Linked DNA regions of Homo sapiens: region 1 is linked to region 2. A link is a loop called in an ENCODE intact Hi-C map of the cell type or tissue named here. Cell type or tissue: mammary epithelial cell. All regions are shown on one strand. Links, peaks and the distances in the headings refer to the core of each region. The heading gives the core; the rest is flanking DNA. Region 1 overlaps LINC01811 (long intergenic non-protein coding RNA 1811). Region 2 has its middle 85 kb from the start of PDCD6IP.

What was found. Hi-C counts contacts between places; a loop is a spot of excess contacts. Peaks named below come from ENCODE experiments on the same cell type or tissue, not always from the same donor. Only the 100,000 strongest peaks of a DNase experiment are listed, where the experiment ranks them.
Region 1: a loop joins it to region 2, with 10 times the contacts of the local background. A loop is called at or near these places in 4 of 110 quality-filtered maps.

What each region holds. Positions count from the first base shown.
Region 1 is chr3:34,386,374-34,390,766 of GRCh38, reverse strand. The region is part of intron 6 of LINC01811 (long intergenic non-protein coding RNA 1811); the gene reads right to left. Among named protein-coding and RNA genes, the nearest start is that of LINC01811, 230 kb to the right of the region's middle. In mammary epithelial cell, for the core only: a CTCF peak has its summit at 2,432 (motif pointing right); no DNase peak of the experiment used is centred there.
Region 2 is chr3:33,881,706-33,886,098 of GRCh38, reverse strand. No RefSeq gene overlaps it. Among named protein-coding and RNA genes, the nearest start is that of PDCD6IP, 85 kb to the right of the region's middle. In mammary epithelial cell, for the core only: a CTCF peak has its summit at 2,482 (motif pointing left); no DNase peak of the experiment used is centred there.

The DNA.
Region 1 (4,393 bases), core at 146-4,145, 500 kb before region 2:
ATAGAAGAAATAAGTTCCAATATTTGATAGCAGAGTGGGGTGACTATAATTTTTAAAATATATTATATATTTCAAAACTGCTAGAAGAGGGGACTTGAAATGTTCCCAACACATAGGAATGATAAATAGTCAAGATGATTACTATAAATACCCTGACTTGATCATCACATATTCTATGCATGTAGCAAAATACTACATCTATACCATGAAAAGGTACAAACATTATATATTAATAAAAATGTTTAATGTTATTAGAGCTAAGCCTTAAAGAATGAGCTTAATTTGAACAGACATGAACAAAGTTCCTATAATTTCAACTCAGATTATTTGTTTTTTTAATATTCATTTTATTACATAAGTAAATCATGTTTATTACACGGAATGTGAACAATACAGAAATATTGAGATAAAAATAATCGTCTTTTTAAATTTAACCAACCAGAATGAATTCAACGTGAACACATTTCCAGCAGGTGTTCAGTTTTTGTTTTGGTTTGTTTTGGTTTTTGCATCATTTGCATTAGTAAGATATGTATTCACACAATTTTGCCTCAGTGCCCTGCAGATATTTTTATTTATTTCCTGTTTATTTCCTGGTATCTATTACTGATAACAACAGTCTGCCTTTTGTCTGATACTGACTTTTTAAAATAATCTGTCTCTTCTGCCTGATAACTTTTAGAACTTTCCCATGATACATGAATGTTGTAATTTCATTACTGTGTGTCTAGGGTGAAATTTCAAATTCTTCCATTCTTCAACTTCTCTTTCTTAGCCCTCAACTCTTTTTCTATCTCTGCTGTATTCTGGATGACTTCCTCTGATAATCTTTCTGTTTTACTTATTCACTTCTTAATCCTGTGTAGTCTGCTGATTAAAGTGTCCTTAAAGTTTCCTCCATACCCATACCAATATTTTTTGTTTCTGAAACTAGCTATTTTTCCCCAAGTTTTTCCGTCCTCTTCCATTATCTCCATTTTTATGGATTCTATCCTTTTTTAAACTTTCAATATTTTCAACATACTTATATTAAAGTACTTTTTCAGCTGATTTTATTACTTCTACTTTCTTGGGCATGAACGCTCTATTTGTTGCATCTGCTAGACTTACCTCTCATAGTGGTGTTTTTCAGTGTTTTGTGATATTTTCTCCTCAGCTTATCTTCAATTGGAATTTTCTTCAGTGAGCCCTGGGTTATGAAGCCCTCCTTGGGGGGATGTTTCCTAGAGACTTTCAGCTGGGGTCATGTGCATTCACCGGTTCTGGACTTTCTCATTTAGTCCTCAGCTCAGGTTTCCTTTGCCACAGGGCAATTCTGCTCAGGGCATGGCCTCACTGATAAATCTGAGCCCACCCTAGAAAAGAATAGGCAGCAAATTTTCTGCCAGGACTGCACAGTCCACCATTCTGACCAATATATTTGCATGTGTTTAAATTTTCCATCCTGCCTTTTATCCCTTAATGTTTGCAACATGAGTATTTAAATAGCGGCCCTTTTACCTGGAGCCTCCGGAACTTTAGGACATAAAAATAGGATCAGCTAAAGTTTGAAAATCTTGTGTTTTTGCATTTTTCCTGAGGCAAGAGTCCAGAGCTTTCATCACATTCACAAAGAGATCTAAGACTGAAGAAAGCTTGAAAATAACTATTTTAAACAGCCTTGAATGTCTCCTAAATTCATTTTAGCCCCTGGTATTATATCAAGAGCTACAGATCTAAGTTTTGAAAAATTCCTTCCACGTATTTTCTAGTGTAGGTCAGAGCTGAGAGAAAAATGTTCCAGCTGGTGTGGGTGGTACCAGCACATGCTTCTCTGAGAAGATTTCTTTATTGGAATTCATGCAAATATATTTTGGGTTTGAGGGAGCTGGGAGAGAGGATGTCTAGACAGTCAGCCCAACAAGTGTGGACGCCTTAACCAAGCAATAGGTAACCAGAGCCCTCCCCTTCTCTATACCCTTCATCCTATACCCCTAACCTCATGAAACCTAAAAGCACAGAAATACTATCAAATAAATGGAATATATATATATGTGTTTGTGTGTGCATGTGTGTGTGTGTGTGTGTATATATATCAGCACATAAAATAACATCACAAAAAATAATTTCAAGACGAAAAGTATGACTAGAGAAAAAGGAAGTCACTGTCTAATGATAAAAGGCCCAATTCGCCAAGTAGAAATAACAATTTCAAACTTAATGAACCAAAAAATTACCTCACGATATTAAAAAAAAACAAAACTTGACAGAACTACAAGAACAATTTGGCAAATCCATCATCATAAAAAGAGGTTTTGACAATTGAACACCGATAAGTGGCATCTATAATTGTGCCTTCACAAATAGTATCTGACCACAGTACTGATCACAAATGGAGGTTCAGTGAAGGGAATTTTCCCAAAGTCACACACAGCCAGTAGGTGGCCAAACTTTGATTCAAATCCAGGCTCACCTGACTCCAAAGTCAAACCACTTTCCAGTAGAGCTTGCTAGTAAGAACTAGGAAAGGGATTGCAAAAGAGATATTATACTTTAATATACATAATTCACTAGGTTGACTATTTTTCCTCTCCTCAGCAGCAGTTACTTGCTATTTTTCCCCACCTGTTAATTACTCGGGTTTGTGTGGGGGCGGATTTGGCTTCCCGCGGCAGCCCAGGCAGGTTGTCACACTGTCAAGGATTCCTCCATTAACAAGCTGTCAATGCACTGCCAACAGCCACCATTTGGTTTGTTCAGGGAGAGGGAGCTCTGGTGTGGAGACTTGGCTCTATCATTTAGAGGAATTAAAAAAAATAAGGCAAGAGGCAGATGTCTTCCAGTCTGTTCTTCCACAACAGATTCAGGGATATGGCGTGGGTTTGCACTGGGAGGAGGAGAGAATAAGGCTTTTAAAATAAGTGCCAAGAAATAAAAAGCTAAGCATAAAGGAATGAAAGGCGAGAATGATGCACTTAAAAATGTAGTCTTTCCTTTCCTCCAGACTTCCCATAGGACGAGTTTCTAAATAACACTAAAAGTGGACTTTTCAAACTCAAACTTTAAAAATGGTTAAAAAGCCATGGTTTAGATTTTTAAAGTGAAAGGTGCCATTTGCCTGCAACCTTTTCAAAGTCACCCTAATGAAATATTGGGAAAATTTTCCAGTCCACAGAGGCACTTTCTGAAGCCTCTGTCCTTTCTGTTAATTAGCACAATTAACCTCTAAGCTGGCAAGCCCCTCTGGCTCGCCACTAACAGGCCCACAGAAATGTCAGATTTTCAAAGGGCTTCACATAAGTGAATGGCAAAGTCCACCTTTTGAGCAACTACATTTAGAGCTGGGGGTCTCCATGAAAATCTTTTTTCTGCACCTGTAGACTGCACTCCTGACTCCTTACCTACAACTTCCAGCACCTGTGCTCACTGACATGCACTTGAATTCTCTCCAACCAATGAGATTTCACAACCAGCTCAGCAGAAAGCTTGTTTCCAAAAATTATATCAAAGCTGCCTTTGTTGTAAAAGTGAGATTTCAGTACTTAGATTACAGAAAATTAAGAAATACATCCACCTTTCCCTTTCTACTCCCTTTTTAGTGCACTGCGAGAAATAACATTATTGTTCAGGCCCAATGAGTCAGTCAAAACATAACATTAATTTGTGGTGAGGACTTTAGTTGGCTTAAGAAAAAAGAAAAGTCAATTAACCTGGCCTAGACCATCACTGAAGATATAAAAAAATGGTCTTTCGGCAGAGGAGTGGGATGCATGTTTGGAGGTTATATAGACATCATGAGCAATGGGAAAAAGGGAAAAGACTTGAAGATCTCCAAGCATCAGCATTGATTCAGCAGGATTCATTCCAAGCATCAGAGAGACTCCCCTCAAAAAGAACCTGAAAGGCAAACAAACAATTCAAGTTTTCCCCACATCTCAACTCTAGCTGTGTGCTATCTCACCCCCACCACAACCCCTCCAACCCACAGGCTGTCTCCTTGGAAACTCCTATTGGATTTTCTCCTATGGGATTTTCAGTTCCAAGCAAAAAAGAAAGCAAAGTGTTAGGTTTCAATCAGGCAGTAACCAAAGGTGGTTCCCCTTTAGCAGTGAGTGCTAAGAATCTTAAAAGCAACACTTTCAGAAATATTATTCCAGTGTCTTCTAATCTCAGCTATGTTATAGAACAGAGATTGGAAAACTAAAGCCTATGGGTCATATCTAGTCTGTCACCTAGTTGTGTAAATAAAGTTTCATGGAAACACAGTCATACTCATTTGTTTACATATTGTTTATGGCTGCTTTTGTCCTGCAACAGTAAAACTAATAGTTATAACAAAGACTATATGGCCTACAAAGCCTGAAGTATGTACTACCCTTTACAGGAAAAATCTCTGGGTTCAAAACACCTGTAA
Region 2 (4,393 bases), core at 257-4,256:
AACCTAGTTCTTGAAGTTGGCACTACCATGGTGGTCACAGCAAGGATGGCCTCCAAGGAGTCAGAGAGAAGCGCTGCTCCTCCTATCTTGTCACCACTGCCAGAGCCTGCCACCACCAACTGCTGCCCCTACGGCTCCATCACCACCACCAACCAACTATTCCATCATCATTTTCCAACCTACACTACCAACAGCTACCTCCTCATCACTCCACCAACCCTTCATTATCATTCCATCAACAACACCAACACTACCTGTCCATCACTCCACCACCATCACAAACAGCCACCCCAACCGACCTACCACTCCACCAACACCAACCACCCCACCGTACCAACTATGCACCACCCCCAGTCCACATCATTCCACCAACACCACCTGACCATCACTCCATCACCCACTCCACCACCTCACGTCACCCCACCAATGATGACTACCCACGACCACCAGTACACATCATTCCACCAACACCACCATTACCCCAGAAACAACCACAGCACCAACAACTACCTCACTACAACCACCCAGGCATCATCACACCACCCGACCTTCACCCAACCATCACTCCACCACCGTGGTACCACCACAGTCCCACTGCCACTGATCAACTACCTCCACCATCACCCCCACCACCGTACCACCCAGGTTCATCCATTCCCATCCCATCCTCACCCCACTACCCTAGCATGTTGAGGAAACAGGTTCCAGAAGCATGAGACCACTGGTCTAGACTGTCTAGAAGATTCACACAACTCTTGAAATTTGTCATCAGAGAATGTTTAGCAAGTTGTCTAGGACAATAACAGTAATAATAATAGCTCATAATTTTGAGTAATTGCTAATGTGCCGGGGACCATTCTTAGTGCTTTTCATGCATTAACTCATAATAACTTTATGCAGAAAGTACCATTATGGTCCCTACTCTAAAGATGGGAAACTAAAGACAGAGACACTAAGGAACTTGTTTAAAGTCTTGCAGCCATAAGTCATATCTGGGACTTAGCCCAGGCCATCCAGCTCCAGGGCCCATGCTCTGCACCAACTTGTCACACTGTCATCTCACAAAATAAATCCTGGCACTTTAATGAAGAGCAGTTATTAAGTTCACCAGGTTATTGGCAGCACCAGTGCCATAAAGTGAGGCAGGATGCACCAGCAGCCCATGCTCTTGGCTACTATTTGTCTGTCCCATGCACACCATATGCTTAAGGAACAAAGCTGTGATCCTCAGTAACAATGGCCAGGCACGGTGCTAACTGTGTATACTATCTGTTTCCTTACTTCTCACCACAATCTCCTGAGGTAAAAGAATTCCCGTTTTATGTATGAGGAAACTGCGGCTCAGAGAAGATCAACAACTTGCTGGTCACACGGTAGACACACCTGAAAGGACCGTATTCAGAGGGGTTGTATTTACCCAACACGTGCCAAGCATCCTGTGAGCTCTAGGGATCCACAGCACTTACGGCTGGTTCTCTCCTGGCCCCAGCATTTAGGATGGAGCCTGTAAAGCCCTGCTTTCAACAGTGAGTTGTTCAATGTTGCTCATAACTAACATTGGGGGACAAAAAAAACAGGCAACAATCCCTAAAGGCCAGAGAGGCAGACAGTGTAACAAATGTTAATTTTGGAGTCACAAGTAGGTTTGAACTCAGAACTGTGTTCTGTGGCCGCGACTGCGCCCACGTGGACATCTGCTGCATTTACTCCAGCCTGACCTACTTCAGGGCAAGTGAGGGACTGCAGAGCTACTCCTCCGTAGGATGCTGACTTGTGAAAGTGGCTGCCGCCCTTTGCAATTAGACACTCTAAGACCTCAATTCTGTGCACTTAAATATATACGGTGACCTAAGTGCTGATGTGGCCAAACGACAAGGGAACGTGTGAAATTGTTCCCATTAAAATCAGCCCTAGGGGCAACCACTGCATAACCAAGTGGAAGGCCTGGCCAGGTCCTCGGGTTTTTATTATAGGATCACAGCCTCTCTCCACCTCTAAAGCTCTCATTTCCCTCCCTCCCACGCCAACCCTGCCTCTGCCCCCTTCCCACACATACACACAAACAACACATTCTTCTAACAGCCACTGTATTCGTGGAAAACCTTCAGCTGTGTTTCTAACCTGAAGAAGGAACTGTTCCTATGAGAATAAAAAAGGAGGTATCGTCTCTGCTCTACAAGGTTTCAGGGGGCAGGGGGAAGACAGCAAACAAGCTGGGGCACTAAACTTGGCATTCTCATCTAGTGCCTGGGAGACTCACTTTTTCATATCACGTCTTCCTGGGTTCATGAGACAGGGATGCTTCAGCTCTTGGCGGGGTATCCGCTACAGAGCCTCATCACAGCACCCCAATTACACTGCTAACAGTAAAGAAGAAAATTCGAACCAATTTTAGAACGAGTTAAGAGGAAATAAGAAAAATCCCAGCTATGATCTTTCTAAACATAAGTTGTGAAATAGTTCCCTCTTGTGGCTAAACTGGGAATTGCCACTTTATCCTTCCAGTTCTCCAATGTCTAGAAGTTTATCAATTTTTTAGTGTCAGAAGAAGCCTATGGACTTCTTCCGAAATTCATAATTACAAAGAAAACTAATTGCATTTCAATTAATTTATCCAATTATGAAACAAGTGGGGGCTATGCAGATAGATGTTCTTTTTTAACACAGTAAATAACAAGACCTAGTGGCAGGTCTAATTACCATAAATTCATGATATGCTCCTTTATGATGGGCATAAATGACATTTTGAGAAATCAGTGGCAGCTGTAACAATATGTGAAAAGCTGAGATTTCTAGAAATAAAGTCTCAGTTTCTGGTAATACTACAAAGGTTGGTTTGTTGCTATTTATAACTGAAGGAAATTCTAAATTTCAAAAGTTAAGCTCTAATCTCCCATTCTAGTTCATTGAGCTGTTGAAGCCTCGGCCTCCCAAAGTGCTGGGATTACAGGTGTGAGCCACCATGCCTGGCCCTCTAGTTCACTGATCCTTTGAATTCTGTTCCTGGGCCCCTTGGGCTTGGTGAAACCCAGCTGTTCTAATCTAGCTTAATTTATTCATTGAGCAGTCTCTCTACACGAGGCGAAGTTACCACTTTCGTAGTATTTCCGGGGAAAAATCCTCCAAGGTGTGTGAGAACTAGGAAATCTGAATTAAATGGTCAACCCAAAACATTGTATCCAGCTGAAGCAAATCCAAAAAAGTCAGGAGCACCAGCTTCTGTCCTGTCTTGGCTGAACATCCCCCTGTTGAAGTGAATTTCAGCAAAATAAAGTGTAGAGAGGACTGGGGGCAGAGGAGGGCCAATAAACCCAGCAAAGTCTCCACAAGCGTGGGGTGGTGGGGGCAGGTTTGCCTGTACTAGGAATAATTAAAACAGCCAAGTGTCTGAGCACCTACCAGGGCCAGTCTGTTCAGCTTTCTACCACTCTCAAGAAGGGATTATTACTCTCATTTCAACAGTGAGGCAATGGAGGCTTAGATGCAAAAGTCTTGCCCAGAGTCATACGGCTGCTTGGTGGTGAGGCCACCACTGCCTCCCAGAAGACCCCATGGGTCCCCACGGCTTGGGGAGAAAAGCCAGTCCACAGGGAGGCTCCCTGTTGTATCCGTGCCTCTGGGAGAGGCAGCGAGTAGGCAAGACTGAAGGTCAGTTGAAGGCCCCACAGCCACAGATAGTGACTCCCACAGCACAGCACCCATGGCCCACAAAGGACGCCCTGGATGGAGCACCCAGACCCCTCTCTATAAGCCTCTAATCTGCCAAGGAATTCCGCATCAAGTCCAAATGTACTCCTTCTCCCTGCTGAGCTATCTAACCCTCATCTGACCACTGCTCTCCTGTGCTTACAATTTCTTGAGGCTTTTTACATTTAATTGAGGTCTCCTGCCTGCTGCCCCTTCTCACCTCTGAACCCCTCAACACATGCCTCTTTGTCTGAAATGCTCCACTGCCCAGCCGGCACAAGCACCACCTTCCCCACTCCACATGAAAGCACACACAGAGAGGGCAGCAGTCTCCCCTAGGAAGGAGCACCAGTGGTGTACTACCAACTACTCTTAGGCCCACCCTGGATTCCTGCCCCCAAGCACTCCTCAGCCATTAACATCAACTGCAAGATTTCTTGATGGCTGAACACCCTGTGAAATGTCCCATGTCTCCCCACATGTCCCAGTGGCCTTGTCAGGACCAATCCCCAAGGACGGTATGCCTGGCTAACCTCACCGTGCCCCCCACCGGTAGGCCCCCGCCTCCCACAAAGGGCAGAGGGTAGACCCTCACTCTTGGGACCCAGAATCAAAAGCCCATTTCCCAGGAGTTTGGGAGGGTCCTTCAGGATAATTAGCTTTGGTGACATGTCAGCATGTGCTGGCCTGAACAGCAAGGCCTGGG